Linked DNA regions of Mus musculus: region 2 is linked to region 1. The links are chromatin loops, found by intact Hi-C in ENCODE. Cell type or tissue: left cerebral cortex. All regions are shown on one strand. Each heading gives the region's core, and the rest is flanking DNA. Links, peaks and the distances in the headings are about the cores only. Region 1 overlaps Tg (thyroglobulin). Region 2 overlaps Tg (thyroglobulin).

Region 1 (8,335 bases), core at 127-8,126:
CCCCAAGTGCTGGTCCCACAGACAAACTTGATCTGAGTTGCATAATACCTTAGAAGCCTGGCGTTTTCATTAGATCATATCCTGAAAGGTTTTCACAGAGCTCAGTATCAGTGATCTCATACATTCAACCTAAACACAAAATGCAGAGTATGGCTATAAATACTGAGGCTAGAGGTGTATGAATTTGTTTATGTGGTCAAGAAGCCAGTCTTTAGCTACCTGCTTTGTACCAAACCCTCCTGTGTCCTAGGTCCCTGGGAGTTTGGCTATCCCACTCCTGCCAATTTTGTCTGTTCCCAGTACAATCCTGCCCCATAGCCTTTGCCTCTGCCACCTGCAGTCTTCATCTGCCACTACTTTGCAAGGTGACCTGGTCATTTATCTTCCCAGAGCCTCTTCAGTGTTCTCTGCTGGGAAATGGAAGTTTGTGCTCTATTTACTAGGCCAAGATTAAGCTCTCCTGAGACTTCACTTATGAAACCACTGAGAATATGTATCATCCCAACGTGATCATCTGCAAGGAATTCTCGTGCTTCACCCAGTTTTAGAACATGTAGGTTAGATTCCCCCCACCACCTGGCGACTACAGATTAACTTAACTGGGAGCACGGACCATCAGGCAGCCCGAATCACCAAATGCTCCTCTACTCTGTGCAATCCAGGCATCTTCAGTTCACATCCAACTGAATGCTAACTGTATCCAAGGAGTTTTAGAGATTTCAGCTTTAATACAGACATAATTAGAAAGTGTAGTTTGGAAGACTTTAAAGAGCTCACCCTGGGAAGCATGGTAGGCTTTAGAGGTGTCTAAAAAATTGTTGCTTGTTTGTTTCATTTGATTCATTTCTCTTTTCACACAGCATAAGGCACAGAGTCTTCCACACCCTAAGTTTACAACCCCAGTTTAGAGATTTGATGGATGCATCAAAGACCTTTACAGGGGGGCAAATTGAGATTGAGGCTCAGTTCACAGTTAATGCCACAAGAGGGCAGTCTAGTTAAATAAATGTTGAGAATCAAGTATTCATTGCTAATGCAAACAAAAGCACTCAATTCTGAAATAGGATCCCAATCTCTCTCTCTCTCTCTCTCTCTCTCTCTCTCTCTCTCTCTCTCTCTCTCTCTCTCTCTCTCTCTCTCTCTCTCATCTTTGAACAAATTCTGCCCTAGAAAGGTCATGGGAACGATTGGGTGGTTGATTATCAAAAGCCCAGGGGTAATCAGGAATTTTCTGTTACTATGTAGATCTGGCTGCCCCAGGTCCAGTGACTCCTTTGAACCAGTGGAAGGAGCTGTGAAATGCACATGGAATAGGTCCAGATTACCCAGGTTGACAGATATAGTACGGGACAGCCGGTTGCAGCTGGGCTTCAGCTGCGCAATTTTGTTCTGTATGTCCTTGACATTGCCTCAAATATTTGAAGGCCTGGATGTAGAGTGAGGATTCGCGTTGGTAGGGCATTGCATAAACACCACCAGATGCCTGCACTTTAGAAAGGGTTACCTGGGCTAGGAAAGGGCAGCGTGGGTCGTGGGGTTGCACCCTGAGTTCCAAGTTCTGAGGGAGATGACAGTGGCTCCACATAGAGGAGGGGATAGCACTTAGGAGGTGGAGCTGTATTGGAGGCATGTCTATCACACAGAACTTTGGAATGTGGAGAAGAAATGTCTAGAAGAGCAGAAGAGTAGAGTCAGGGATGACTCCTTTCCGAGTAGATGGTTGAAAATGTACTTGGGAGGGAAAGCTTTGCAGACTTATTTCCAGGGGTCTTAGAGATCCGGGGACCCAGGGGCAGTCAGTCCTTCCCAATCCCCTGTGAGGTCTTAATATGCAGTGCGATGATTTGTGCTATCTGCAGACTGGCTTTATAGACCAGGCTGGCCTCAAACTCACAGAATTCCGCCTCTGCCTCTGCCTCCACTTAAGGTGTGTGCCACCACTGCCTAGAGAACTTTTAAAAATTATATAGCCCCTATATGTGGGGACAAGACAGATGTTTTCGTTTCTACTTTTGCTTATGATAGCACTAATTTCCACACAAATCCACAGCCTGCAATAACGGACAAGCAATATGGCTAGTTGGTAGGTGACAGCTAAGCATGGTCTAGCCTTGCTTTGGCTAAGTAAAACCAGAGCTGGAAAGAGCTGAACATGCAGCTGAGGACTCTGCTACACTGGCTTCAATTGAAGATGACTTGTATTTTATGAAACAGTGACCACGCATCTTCCTCTCTGACAGGTTTCCAGATGCATTTGTGACCTTCAGTTCCTTCCGGGGCAGGTTCCCTGAAGTGTCTGGGTACTGTTACTGTGCTGACAGCCAGGGGCGGGAGCTGGCTGAGACAGGTAATCAGCCACACTTCTGGCAATGTGAAGGGATCAAGTGTTATTCTTTGACTCTGGTGCCTAAGGCAGAAACTGCACTGGAGTTCTACATCCTTGCTAGGTTGCTATGGGTGTGAAAGAAGACACAGCTTAGCCAGCTTTCATCTGCTGCACACTGTTGAAGCTTCTGCTTGCTTGTATGGTGCCGTTGCCGGCTGAAAGAGGTGCCCACCTTGCTATGTGGCAAGTGGAAGACAGGTCATGCCATCAGACTCATTCTCTAGGTAGCTTTCATCTGTGCTGTCAGACCAGCACAGCTACGACAGCAGCGACTTTAGGAACTACTAGAGTATTATTCCAGGCATATCCAACCTATGGCCCAGGGGCTGCATCTAGCTTAGCAAAAGATATGACCCTACAAAAATCACAAACATATTTAACATGTTGTTGCTGTTTGCATTGTTATTATATGTGTTGCATGAACTTTGTAGGTGATGACAATTTGTAATGTCTAAAGAATGGCTATGGCTGGACCCATTGCATAATGCTGCTTATGTAGATTCTGACCTTTGACATCTGTCAGCTCAGCTAGGTTAGAGCTTTATTTCCTGAGGAGCCAATCCCTGAAATGCTATCTATCTACATTTGCTCAGGACTGGAATTGTTACTGGATGAAATTTATGACACCATTTTTGCTGGCTTGGACCAGGCCTCGACCTTCACTCAAAGCACCATGTACCGGATATTGCAGAGACGATTCCTGGCCATCCAATTAGTCATCTCTGGCAGATTTCGGTGTAAGTAACTAGCTAGCAAGAGGCATGTACTTCTACTGTGAAATCGAGTGAGGTTTTGGGGTTATTTTCATCTGCATGGCTGTTACATCAAAGTAAGTTTAGGGAGTTAGCTCTGAGGCAGCATACATTCATGCAGGCTGTGAACACACACACCTTAATCACTATGAATGCCTCCTTTGCTGTGTGGTCTCTTCTAGGCCCCACTAAGTGTGAAGTAGAACAGTTTGCTGCCACCAGATTTGGTCATTCTTACATCCCGAGATGCCACAGAGATGGTCACTACCAAACAGTACAGTGCCAGACAGAAGGGATGTGCTGGTGTGTGGATGCCCAGGGGAGAGAGGTCCCTGGCACTCGGCAGCAAGGGCAGCCTCCATCTTGCGGTAAGTTTCCTCTCAGGGGTAAACATTCTGCTCTCCTGAGAGCCTGTTACTGTCTCTGTTTCTTCACATCAGTCTCTCAGGAGCTCACTAATCAACTACTGACTGAATATCCCCCAGAGGTCCTTCAAACTGTGTATGAGTGAAGGCAGTCTGCTGCTATTAACTTGCAGTGAGCTTTTGGTCTTGTGTCAGATATAGTTACTTTCTCAAAAATCCTAAGGAATACCAGGGGACTCATAGATAACGGAAAAAAAAGAGAGCTGAGTTTTCATGTCCTCTGGATGGAGTGTGCACAGGCAGCCGACACGGCCCCAAGGGAAAGCTTGTTAGGTCTATTTGAAAACACTGAGGAAGGCTTCATGGGTGAGGGACAGTTGCAGAGAGTGCCTGTAACAAAGGCTCTTCCTATAGGCTCTGAATCTGCAAGGATGGTAGAGACAATGTTGGAGTACAGAGCACATGTTGTGACACGAGGGAAAGGCAGGATGGAGCCAGAATGTAGCCCTTCTCATTACCCAGGCTTGGGCTTCATGCTGGAGGGTGGTGAGGCTGATATGAGGCCCATTCTGGAGAAGCCTGTTGGACTGCATGTGGGATATACGCCTCCTGGCAGTGTGAGGGAGGAGCTGGCGGAAGCTTTGGATGTGAGATAAAGAAAAGTGTAAGGCCTTGCATTGGAAGTATCTGAAACCACCACCCAGTTACATCAAAACCTAGCGAATATTGAACCCCGAGGACCTTGGGTGAAAAGGAAGAGCCATGGCTTTCCCTTTCCGAGTCAAAGCAGGAACTGATGAATGCTTGGGTGGGTTTGGGGCTTTCACTCTTTCTCGCTGTCTGATTTAGTAGCAGCACTTAACAAATACGTAGAGGGGCTCAGTTCTCAGCATGGAAAGGGAAGTGAAGCTGAACACTCATTTCCTCAGTGCTCCTGTGATATCAACTACAGGACACAGTGGCCTTGCTGAGGGTCTGTTCAGCTTTATATGTGTGTGTGTGCACACGCACGCACACACACACACACACACACACCTCTACATGTTCCAGTTCTTTCCCTGTTGCTTGGTTACAGAGGGAAATTGGCTGGCTTCCTTTCTGGCATCTGTGTGAATCCAAAGGAAAGAATTATTTTTACAAGCTGAGAGTGGGGTGGCAGTTTAGAAGGTCTCCTAAGATTTGTGGGTTTGTGGAAGAGGATGGAGCTTGCTTACGTCCACCTATGTGAAAAGAGCCAGATGATGCCTGAGTTATTCTTTCTCCCAAGGACACTTACTCAGAATGTCTTGGCCATGCACAGTTGACTGAGTCGGTTAGGTTACCTTTTCACTAGCAAATCCACAGAAAGAACAAAGAAACACAAGGGGTGCTACAACAAGAGTGCCTGCCGGGTCAGCACTTTAGTGTTATAATATAGAAAAGAAGACAATACTGGAATATGCTGTGGTTTTCATGTTACACATCACCATAGAGAAAAATATCACTTATGTAAAGCACAGCTAGCATTGCTGGTACATGTCTCATTCTGAAAGAGACTATAAACTGGACACCAGAGGAACCAGAGAGTTGCAGGAAGAGCATATGGTGAAGCATTGAAGTCCATTGAGAGTTCCAGCAAGAGAAAGCTGGGAAGCAGAAGCCTAGCAACATAAATAGGACTTTGTTAGCAAACTGGGCTCCTAAGGCTGCCAGAACCAATCGCTATACAGTGGATGCCTGCAACAGCAGAAATTTGTTCTCTCACATACCGGAATTCTCATGCTGGAATTCAGAAGTCAAGGAGGGGACAGGGCCATCCACACTCCGTTTGGATATTGTGGTTGGCAGTTTCTGGGATTCCTTGGCTTCATGGCTGCATCTATCATGCTAGTCTGTGTGTCTTGACCCTCATGTGGCCTCTTTGCTGTGGCTCTTCTTACAGAGTCACCAAACATTGGATTTCTAGCCCACCCTAGTCTAGACATCATCTTAATTTGATTATGTCTACCAAGACCTTGCTTTCAATTCACATTTAGGGACACCCCCCAGTAGAAAATGTCCTTAGGGGACACTATTCAGACCAACACAAGTGTGGCCAGCTTTTCAAAAAGTGGGCTGGTATCTCATAGGCTTGCTGTAGGAAAGCATCAGTCTGGTTTGAGGTAGCCAAGTGGTCATGGGGACAGAAATACTTACCCTCAGAACTAGCCTCAAGGGGTAGCACAAGGGAGAAGGGAAGGCATATGTGAATACAGAAAAGGCATGATCCAGGTGGTAATGGCCCACGCTTTTATTCCCAGCATTTGGGAGGCAGAAGTACGTGGATCTCTGAGTTCCAGGTCAGCCTTGTCTACAGAGTTCTAGGACAGCCAAGGCTACACAGAAAAACAAACCAAAACAAACAAACAAACAGAAAAGCAAATGGTCCACAATGTAGGTGTGAAACATTGAAATCTTCTTACCAGAGGCATGTGGACATGGTGGAGGAAGGGTCCGGAGAACTACTTGTTCCGCTAACTATGGTTTTAACTGTTTCATGCAGCTGCAGATCAGTCATGTGCCTTGGAAAGGCAGCAGGCCTTGTCTAGGTTCTACTTTGAAACCCCAGACTACTTCAGTCCGCAGGACCTTTTGTCTTCAGAGGACAGGCTCGCTCCTGTGAGTGGTGTCAGATCGGACACATCCTGCCCACCCAGAATCAAGGAACTCTTTGTTGACTCTGGACTCCTGCGTTCGATAGCTGTGGAGCACTACCAACGGCTTTCTGAATCCAGAAGTCTACTAAGAGAAGCCATCAGAGCAGTTTTCCCCTCCCGGGAGCTGGCAGGGCTTGCCCTTCAGTTCACCACCAACCCCAAGCGACTCCAGCAGAACCTGTTTGGAGGGACATTTTTGGCGAATGCTGCCCAGTTTAACTTGTCAGGAGCCCTTGGTACAAGAAGCACATTTAACTTCAGTCAGTTTTTCCAGCAGTTTGGTCTCCCAGGCTTCCTGAATAGAGACAGAGTTACTACTCTTGCCAAACTACTCCCTGTGAGATTGGACTCCAGTTCTACCCCAGAAACTCTCCGTGTGTCTGAGAAGACAGTTGCTATGAATAAACGAGTTGTGGGTAACTTTGGCTTCAAAGTCAACCTACAAGAGAACCAAGATGCCTTAAAATTTCTCGTTTCTCTCCTGGAACTTCCAGAATTCCTTGTCTTCTTGCAGCGTGCTGTTTCTGTGCCGGAAGATATAGCGAGAGATTTAGGAGATGTGATGGAAATGGTGTTCAGTGCTCAAGCCTGTAAACAGATGCCTGGGAAGTTCTTTGTCCCATCATGCACTGCTGGAGGAAGCTATGAGGATATACAGTGCTATGCTGGAGAATGCTGGTGTGTAGATTCCCGAGGCAAAGAACTTGATGGCTCGAGAGTCAGAGGTGGACGCCCAAGATGTCCCACCAAGTGTGAAAAGCAGAGAGCTCAGATGCAAAGCCTCGCAAGCGCTCAGCCCGCCGGCTCCAGCTTTTTTGTTCCTACTTGTACTAGAGAGGGATATTTTCTGCCTGTCCAGTGCTTCAACTCAGAATGTTACTGTGTGGATACTGAAGGCCAGGTTATTCCTGGGACTCAAAGTACAGTTGGAGAAGCCAAGCAGTGTAAGTCTGCTGGGTATTTAACTTAAAGGTACTTGTGTTTTTGTTTAGACTAGAACTTGATACATTGTAAGAAACTGAGTTTGCTTATGACTAAAGAGCAAACCAGGTAACAGGAAAGGTACTTTAGCTAAACATTATCCACAGAAACCTGGACAGTATTAGCCATTATAATGAGCAGATAAAGATATTTGCTTGTTATTAAGAAAGTGCATATACATACCTGGGCTGGGAAGATGACTCAGCTGGTAAAGTGCCCGCTGCACAAGCATATGGACCTGAGGTTGCATCCTCCTTAAATCTCATCGAACCGTGTGCATCTGAAACGCCAGTGCTGTGCTCAGGCGGATGGCAGAAACAGGTAGAGCTGGAGCTTACTGGCCAGCCAGGCTGTCTTAATTGGAAAGCTCCAGGCTTAGTGAAAGATCCTGTCTAAAACAGTAAGATATAGAGTGACGGAGGAAGACATCAGCCTCTGCCCTCTACATATTCACACACCTGCTGAAACACACACATACACAAATATATAACATACATGTAACGGAAAGTGCCACATAAACATTTCTGCAGTACTGGCCGTGATGGTAACTGGGGTAGTCACCAGATTGGATGCCTGCCATTCATTCATTTAGGCCTTTAAGGTTGCTCAGACTGGCAGTCAAGCAGTCACTTTGATCTTTCTGTCTTATTCAATTTATTAAATATCTGTCCCTTGTTCTCCACCAGGTCCCAGTGTCTGCCAATTACAGGCTGAACAAGCTTTCCTTGGGGTAGTAGGGGTTCTGCTCTCGAACTCCAGCATGGTGCCCTCCATCTCCAATGTCTACATCCCTCAGTGCAGTGCCAGTGGCCAGTGGAGGCATGTGCAGTGTGATGGGCCCCATGAGCAGGTCTTTGAGTGGTATGAACGATGGAAGACTCAGAACGGTGATGGCCAGGAACTGACCCCAGCCGCACTGCTAATGAAGATCGTGAGCTACAGAGAAGTAGCTTCCAGAAACTTCAGCCTCTTTCTTCAAAGTCTCTATGATGCTGGCCAGCAAAGAATCTTTCCAGTGCTAGCACAGTACCCATCTCTTCAAGATGTTCCACAGGTAGTGTTGGAGGGAGCCACAACTCCGCCTGGGGAGAACATTTTCCTGGATCCGTACATCTTTTGGCAGATCCTAAATGGTCAGCTCAGCCAATACCCAGGTCCCTACTCAGACTTTAACAT
Region 2 (8,335 bases), core at 135-8,134, 97 kb after region 1:
CTACTGTACTAGGTGATCCCAGAGCATGCCAATCTGATGGCTTCTAAGGGCAGATTCTGAGAAGCCAATATGTGTATGAACTTAGGATGATACCAGAGTGAAGCCTGGTATTCACAGTCTGATATTGGAAGACTAAACAGTACAGTAAACCAACAGGGAGGCTCTGTTATTACAACATGAAACAACCAAAGAACACTGTAGTGTCTGAAAAGAGCTAAGGAGATGTATACATTTTTTTTGTTATTTTGTGTGTATGTATGTGGGTAATTTCATTTAATATGGTGCTGCATCTTCAACAAATAGTTATTAAATTCTATGATATAGGAAAGAGACATGGGTTCAGTGGCACACTTCTAAAGCCACAGAAGATTAGACATAAGAAAGATTGTTCTCCCTTGCCTGGCATGGTCTAGCCTCTGTTTGATGGATCCACCCGTAGTGGAATCTAAGCCATCAAGTGGGAATCATGGCCTTGTCTGGGCTAGAACTAAACATGCATAGCCTCTGCTCTGCCATGGCTCAGAGAGCAGAGATGTTTCCAGTCTCCTGACTAGTCAGTCCAAAGCTGAAAGACAAGTCAAATTAAGTTTGATTCCAAAGCCCACATTCTTCACAATGTCCCAACCTGTGTTTGTAGCTTATGGTACTGGCCTGAGTGGACAAGAACCCAATTCCCCACAAGGAGCCTTGTGTCTCACATAGCACTGTGATTGGAACATCTAAAGCTGTTAGGACACACATGCTAATGACATCCCTCTTTTTGCAGGCTCTGATGAAGTAGCTGGCAACTGGGGGCTGCTGGACCAAGTGGCAGCTCTAACGTGGGTGCAGTCCCACATTGGAGCATTTGGTGGGGACCCTCAGCGTGTGACACTGGCAGCAGACCGTAGTGGGGCTGATGTGGCCAGCATACACCTTCTCATCAGCAGGCCTACAAGGCTCCAGCTCTTCAGGAAGGCACTGCTTATGGTGAGTTGCACAGCTTGTTTTCAGTACTACTCAACAATCTCCCTGACTTTGGAGACTGGCTGGCTGTGGTTGTTGTTGGTCTTCTGTCATTCCTCATGCTATCATTGTTCTTGCTCAAACTATCACTCCAGGCATGAGTGGTGCAGGAGGCTAAAAGGCTTCCTGACTGCTTTCCTCTCGGGTGGAAGATTCTACATGCCTGGGTATCTCTATCCCCTGGATTCTTATTGGGGTTAAATGTTCTTGTCAGTGAAGAAAACTCACTACTCACGAGTTTGCCTAGTGGGCTGAGATGCCAGCTAAGTGGGAATGCTGCTGCTGTTGCTGCTGCTGCTTTTGCTAATGGTTCACTGATGTTGATGGTGACAAGAAGGAAGAAATTATCTAATTGGATAAATCAGGAGCTATTCTGCCACAGACTAGCTTCTGCTTGTATAGAGAATCTGGCTGGTCAGCAGCTCTGTGTTAGATGCTCGAGTTCCATGATAAATCAGACACACGTTACTTCACAGGAGGCTGTGGGTTCCAAGGCAGGACACACAACATGCATAAGGCAGATATTTTTAAAGGATAGTAAGACGTTTAAAAAGAGGCCCCTGACAAGGATACTGGATGGTAACAGTGTGAAGGGTCACGGCCCTGCAGGGAATATCTGAGTGAATTGCTAAAGGCTGTGGAAGCATTGACCACCGGCAGAGCTTTGGTGACAGTGACAGTGTGTGGACAGTGTTTGCAGTAGTGCCTGACTGGTGCATGCATAGAAACTACCCAGGGGGTTTGCTTGTGCATTTGTCCAGATATTTGCTTGTCTCTTCTTATGATCCTAGCCATTTGTAAGAGTCTGATCAGTGGCACTAAGGACATTCCAGAACTTGGTCTTGCCAAGTAAGCTAGGCTGGCCGGTGAGACTCAGGGATGGAGCTGTCTCCTCCTCCCCAGTACTGGGAGTATAAGCATATACTGGCATATTCAACTTTTTTACGTGATTCAGATTTTACAAATTTTTAAATACATGTTCTGAAGTGTGGGTGACCGTTATTGCTATCTGGTGCCAGAACTATTTTTATCTTCTCATGTACTCAAAATCCACTGAATGGGAGCCCTGTACTTTCTTATCCACAAAGCCACAGCAAGTCTGTCTTCTCCTTCCTTCTGATTTTCTCTAATCTAGGACTTCATGTTGCTAAAAACACGGGGTGTTCATTATTTCTGTATTTCATGTAGCATACCATCTCTAAGGTTCACCAAGAATATACTAATTTTATAAATGTACTCTAGATATGAAAAATATCCCATAGTAAGGATTGACCAGTGTGTGTATACATCTGCTCATCTGTGATAGATACCCATTATTTTCCTTTTGGCTACAGTACTTCTAAGAGCAAGGGGTACATCTGAGGCTTTTAAAGAAGCCAGGAAAGTGGCTTGAGATCCCATCTTGGAAAGATTCCCTTAGAACTGAATAAGAAGAAAGTTTGTGACATGAGTATTACAGGCATAGAAATAGTGAGGAGGCCTCCAGTAATGCAAGCTAAGGAAACATCGAGGTATTTGGGGAAATGACTCAGCCAATAAACTTCAGAACATGTGTTTAGAAATTCATAAAATATGGATCATGTAAATAAGTTGGATATGGTAGTGTATGCTTATATTCCCAGCACTGGGGAGGAGAAGACAATTCCATTTCTGAGTCTCACTGGCCAGCCTAGCTTACTAGACAAAACCAAGCTAGAGTAATACCCTATGTCAAACAATTACAATACACAACAACAGCTAATGATTTCTGCTTAAGGACTGACATCCATGGTTCTCCTCTGGCTTCCACATGTGCAGGAGCACAATTGTGCCTACACATATAGTTACTCACATATATGCACATGTACATGCACATGCACACACAGAAACAAGAGAAGACGAGGAGCATTTAAACCAAAACCTTGAGCCTAATACTGCATAGACCTGCTTTTGCCAGTAATTCTAAACCAGGTAACTATATACTCTAGCCTCATTTAACCCTTCTGAGACCCATACCTTTGATTATGAGGGAGGAGAATGTCACTGCTTGGCCAAAACTGATGCTTGATGGTACTGTCACTGTCCTTGACAGAGAGAAGAGCCACTTGCCTCTCTGTTTCCCTCTTTGAGCTGCAGGGGATTTTTCTATTCCTTGGACTTTTCTATACCTGTGCATATGTTTTCATTCACAAAGAACACCCCCATCCTTTTCCCCTGCCCATTCATCATTTAAAAATTCCTTCCAGACTTTTGTCTCAGAACTAAGCTCTTTCTATGGTGTGTGTTACCCAAATATTTCCTGTACAGCACCTGTCCTGATTTCCACAAGAAACTGATTACTTTCAGGGCCAAGTCAGCCTCTGCTACATATCCTATATCTGAAGAAGAATAGCTAGTGTACCTTTTCCCCCAGGTGCCTGGCTCAGCACACCTAGCAGTAAGCAAGTGCTATGCAGTGGACACAGGCAGCCAGTGTGCAAGTGAATAAACAGGTAATCTGGTGTTCTCAGGGACCCAGGGATCCCAGTGTGCCACATTCTTCCTGGCATATGCTTTCTTATGCTTCTTGCAGCTTGGTTCCATTTTGAAGTAGATCCAAGTGATGAGAGCTTGGAGCATGAGGATCTTCCAGTTCTTAGTGTTAAACTCAGTCTTTTGTGCTCTAGGCTGATCCTGGAGGTATTCCTCTCAGCCCCTGTTAGCAACCAGACCCCTTTTAGGACCTAGAGATGCTTAAATACCTTCACTGGGTCCAGAAGGCAGACTTTTCTTTGTGGAGTTTTAAGTGTTTGAGGAATGTCAGAAACAAATGGCAGTGCATTTAAAAATAACCCCTCCGTCTGCTTTACACATTTGGAAGCAGCTTTTACAACCACTCCCAGAAGTCCTTGGGATCGGGTGAGCTTATTTGGAACTGAGCAAATAGAAATGCTTCAATACATTCATGGCTCTTGCAGTGTTCTTTACCAACCGATGTCTGGGGAAAGGGTGGAAGCTGCTGGCTTATGCCTAAGATCTAGTGCTCTCTGTGAACCCTGGTTTGGGGACTGTTGACACAATCATCCAGAGAAGCTGCTGTGCTGGTAATTAATAAGCTATATTTAGTGTCCTGTACTTGGCAAAATTTTCATTATCTTATATCAGATGCTTCCCACTGACTGGCACAGGCTCTTTATTTTGCTTTCTAGCTTGAGATGAGAAATGTGAGGCTTAGAGAATTTCACCAACTTAACAAAGTACACGTAGCAGAGAAGAGACTTCATGAGGGATCAAGACCTAAGTCCAGGTCACCTGTTGTTCCTCATTATGAAGCTGCTCTTCCGGTGACAGAGTTCTCTCTTAATGAGGTCGTACACGCCTTTAACCCCAGCACTCGGGAGGCAGACGCAGGTGGATCTCTGTGAGTTTGAGGCCAGCCTGGTATACAGAGTGAGTTCCAGGATAAGCAGGCTACACAGTAAAAAGATGTCTCAAAAGCAAAAAAACAAACAAACAAGATGTACTTTAAAAGTGGTCAAACTATGACTAGGTAAGCCTAGATAATGATCCTTTGGCAAAACCCTTCACCTAGAATTTTTTAGCATAAAATTAGTATATTTAATTCTACTGCCCAATACATTAAGAAACTGATGTGGCTAAGGCTTCGAAGCTGCTATCCATGCTAGAAATTTGAGCCTCTTACTACCTCCAATTCCAAAGGAATCCACGTCTTCAATTGAAAAAGTCCCAGGATAGCGTATCTGCCCTGGGCCAGGTTCAAAAAGAAATTAGCTTGGCATAGCAACACATCTGACAGAGCTGAGTTAGGCCAGCTTTCCAGGGAGAGTCAAGGCTGTTAACCCAGAACTGTCTGTTGTTCTCCCGGTCAGCTGCAGCCTCTGGAATTCAGCTGAATCTGTACCCATCCTTCCCTGCTCCATTCCCATGTGACCATGGCCATCACAAACCCTGGAAAGTGCCCTGCGGTGCCAAATCTCAAGCCTATAGGCTATATATGTCCCAGGATAGCTATGGAAATGGCCCAGAATCTTTGTAGATGGCATCATGGACTAATCAAAAGATCAGACACCCCTCTGGGCATATTTATCCTCAGTGGACAGTGTATGTTAGGTCCCTGGAAATCTCTTTCCCAAGGCTCCGAGCCTTGCCCATTCCCCCAGTGTAGGGAGAAGTTTCCACTAGCAACAAGATAACATAGTTATCGGCTTTGAGGAATTCTGCCTGATTTTTTAAAAAATTACTGTTTTATGTATATGGGTATTTTGCCTATGTGCATGGTGCCTGCAGAGGTCAGAGAGGGTATTGGAACACCTAGAATTAGAGTTACAGATGACTGTGAGCCAGGGCATAAGGGTTGAAAATGGACCCCAGGTTCTTTGGAAGAGCACCCACTGTTCCTAACCACTGAGCCATCTCTTCAGCCTCCTGCCTGACTTTACATTGTTATTCGCCTAACAAGAGTGATTCTCATTCTACCATATCCAAATATAGCCATTCTTTCAGGATTTTAATTATCTTATCAGGTTCTTAGCACTCAGCATTGCCTCTGGTTTGTAATCCACAGCCAATACCCAGGAGGGTGAGAGAATTCTGACATGGTCTCACAAACTGTTGCCTATGATTGATGCCTGTAACATAGTGGGAGTGTTCTCCTCTAGCTCGTCTCCTTCTAAATTGTTCTGGCCAGTCTTGAGCACAAATATTTCTGTACAGATTTTATAATGACTTTATTGATGTTTTTCTAATAATTCTCCTGGGAATTTGAGTATAACTTCACAGAATTTTTAATCTATTGATTTTATGGGTAGGTCTATGTCATTATAATGTCTAGTCTTGGTCCATGAATTAAGCTGATAACAGAATGGTGAATACAATATTTGAGTGTCCTTGGATTGTTTCATAGAGTTTTAGATAGTTTTTCCATGGAAGTCTTTGTAATCATGAGTTGAGACCCTTAGCATGCCATAATTTGGTTGGTGTGAATGGCATATTAGTTTTTATGGTGTTTTCCAGTTGGTTGATACTTGTGTTCAGAAACAAGCTGATTCAGAAAGTTTCCTACCTCTAGCGTTAATTTGAATGTCTTGTCTGCTGGGTACATGAACTAGCTTCGTTCTATACTGCTGGAGCAGCCTCAGATGGAGTGACTTAGAGACCCAGCACCAAAGCAGCTCAGAGGATAGAGCCAATACCTTCTAATTACAGAGCATTTCATAAGATGAGAAGCTGAGTGCCTGTGATAGTTTGAATGAAAACTCCTCCGATAAGTTCACAGGAAGTAGCATTGTTTGACAGGACTAGGAGGTGTAGCTTTGTTGGAGAAGATACAGCATTTTTGGAGAAAGTGTGTCACTGAGGGTTGGTTTTGAGGTTTCAGAAGTGAGCCAACGCTCATTCTTCCTTCTGCCTGTGGTTCTAGATATAGAATTCTCAGTTCCTCGCCAATACCATGTCTGCTTGCATGCTGCCATGATTCCCACTGTGATGATAAACAACAAATTTCTGAACTGTAATCTAGCCCCATTTAAATGTTTCCATTTTTAAGAGTTGCCATGGTCATGGTATCTTTTCACAGTAATAGAAACCTTAACAGGACAGTTTCTGTATTATACCCAGGGCACTGGTTTCTTGTAGAAGCTTCTCTACCACCCCAACATGAACTAATCCTCTTCAGTAGGGCTGAGTTTGAGTAGTGGAGGGTGAAGGTATCAGAAGGATGGAGAGGAAGGAAGGACCCTATTGATCCACAACTTGTGCTAAAGGTCCTTAGTAGATCTCTTCTCACCCTCAAGACTCACTGGACTCATCTTTTTTCTCCATCTTTTTTGATTGGGTTGGTAAGGCTTTGCATATTCATCTCCTTCATTACGTGTTACCTATTAAATTTCTCTATAAAATCTACATTATGCCTATACTTAAAAGTACTTTTCTGACACTGGTTCTGTGCTTTACTGTGCTTGATGTGAACTGTCATCTTCTCTTAGCTCTCCAGCACCCAGCTGAGTTCATTGTGTCTCTGTCTTTGTTTCTGAGACATCATTCTGTACTGAGGCAATAAGATCCCCTCTTGCTGTCTTATCGGCAGTGCCTCATACATTTTGGAATGGAGACAGTGCTGTTCTCTCCAAGCTCTCCATTTTCTGGACAGTGTTTCTATTTACTCAAGAATCCTTTAAGAATTTAGATTCATGGAATTTTTTCTCAACCTCTTTCAAGGTGGCCACAATGCACCTTTAATGGTTGTTTGAAATAGTGCAAAAAAAAAAGTGTCATTTTCAGAATGTAAGCTGTCTCCCTTCTCCCTAGACTGCTTTTCCTGTAGTATCATGTAATTGATTCTCATCTTACATTTCCTTCTGCTTCAACATGTAGCAAAAATTTCCCTTGCATTCATTTCTCTCCATGAAAATATTTCCGCACGTTCATCAAGATCACCTGAATCCCATGATAGAGAATGTCTCATAAATGCACCTGTGTCTCCCTCCACAGAATTTCTTCTACACAGGGATACACCTTCCACAGCCTCCCTTCCAAGTAGAGTGTGGGCCTGGGCCTGGACAAAGTGTGCCCTTTCTTGGGGACCTTCTTTATTTTTAAGCTATACACCCTTAGAACTATGTCTCAATTTGATGCTGGAATTTCCAACATTCAACTTCCACCTAGCGTCCACAACCTAGTAAACAGTTATCACTCTTCTACATTCATCCTTCCCAAGCTGCTTTTCTCCCACATCCAAGCTTAGCTCCACCTCTTCAGGGCTTACAGACTCCGCCCTCTGGATGATGCTTCTATTGCTGAAGACCCTCAGGTTCAGCCATTCCGCTCTTTGATCTCTTGGAGGCTGACTTGCTCAGGCCTACAGGACCTGCCCGCTGACCTGTGGCCTGGACTGTGCTTCCTAAATCTTTGTGTAGCTATCTGCTGCTCCTGCCTCGGCACCCATGTAAAGAGTCGCAGCTGCACAAAAGCCCCTATTTTACACATCCCTCTCTTCCTCAGAAAGTGGATCTTTGTTAATGGCATCCTCCTCCATCTGTGACATTGGAGACCTCCACAGCCACAAGCCTCAGTGGTTAAGATGAACAGGTGTCCAGATAACATTTGTGGAAAGAAATTCTCAGGAGACTGAGTAGCTCAAATACCAGAAATAATAGGAAGATAGTTATCATGATGATCTCAAGAAATCCATGCTCCCTCTTGATCCCTTCTCTCTCTACTCACAGGAAGTGAGATGGGGACCCTGAGTCAGAACAGTATCTCTTGCTGACCTTTGTGTGTGTCCTTCCAGTTGACCTCTTCATTGAAAACCAACAACTTTATACTCCTGAGAGGCATATTCATGATTCTCAAC

Evidence for each region. Peaks named below come from ENCODE experiments on the same cell type or tissue, not always from the same donor. Only the 100,000 strongest peaks of a DNase experiment are listed, where the experiment ranks them.
Region 2: a loop joins it to region 1, with 4 times the contacts of the local background. A loop is called at or near these places in 8 of 42 quality-filtered maps.

Annotation. Positions count from the first base shown.
Region 1 is chr15:66,675,792-66,684,126 of GRCm38, forward strand. Tg (thyroglobulin) reads left to right here. Exons shown (of 48, transcript NM_009375.2): 6 at 2,241-2,347; 7 at 2,980-3,123; 8 at 3,321-3,506; 9 at 6,025-7,122; 10 at 7,846-8,335. Among named protein-coding and RNA genes, the nearest start is that of Tg, 9.2 kb to the left of the region's middle. In left cerebral cortex, for the core only: a CTCF peak has its summit at 955 (motif pointing right); DNase peaks (open chromatin) are centred at 603, 967, 1,424, 2,372 and 4 more places; H3K27ac peaks cover 1,773 bases.
Region 2 is chr15:66,772,513-66,780,847 of GRCm38, forward strand. Tg (thyroglobulin) reads left to right here. Exons shown (of 48, transcript NM_009375.2): 41 at 767-969. It overlaps Sla (src-like adaptor), which reads right to left. Exons shown (of 9, transcript NM_009192.3): 9 at 8,307-8,335. Among named protein-coding and RNA genes, the nearest start is that of Sla, 55 kb to the right of the region's middle. In left cerebral cortex, for the core only: no CTCF peak of the experiment used is centred there; DNase peaks (open chromatin) are centred at 1,945, 3,828 and 6,368.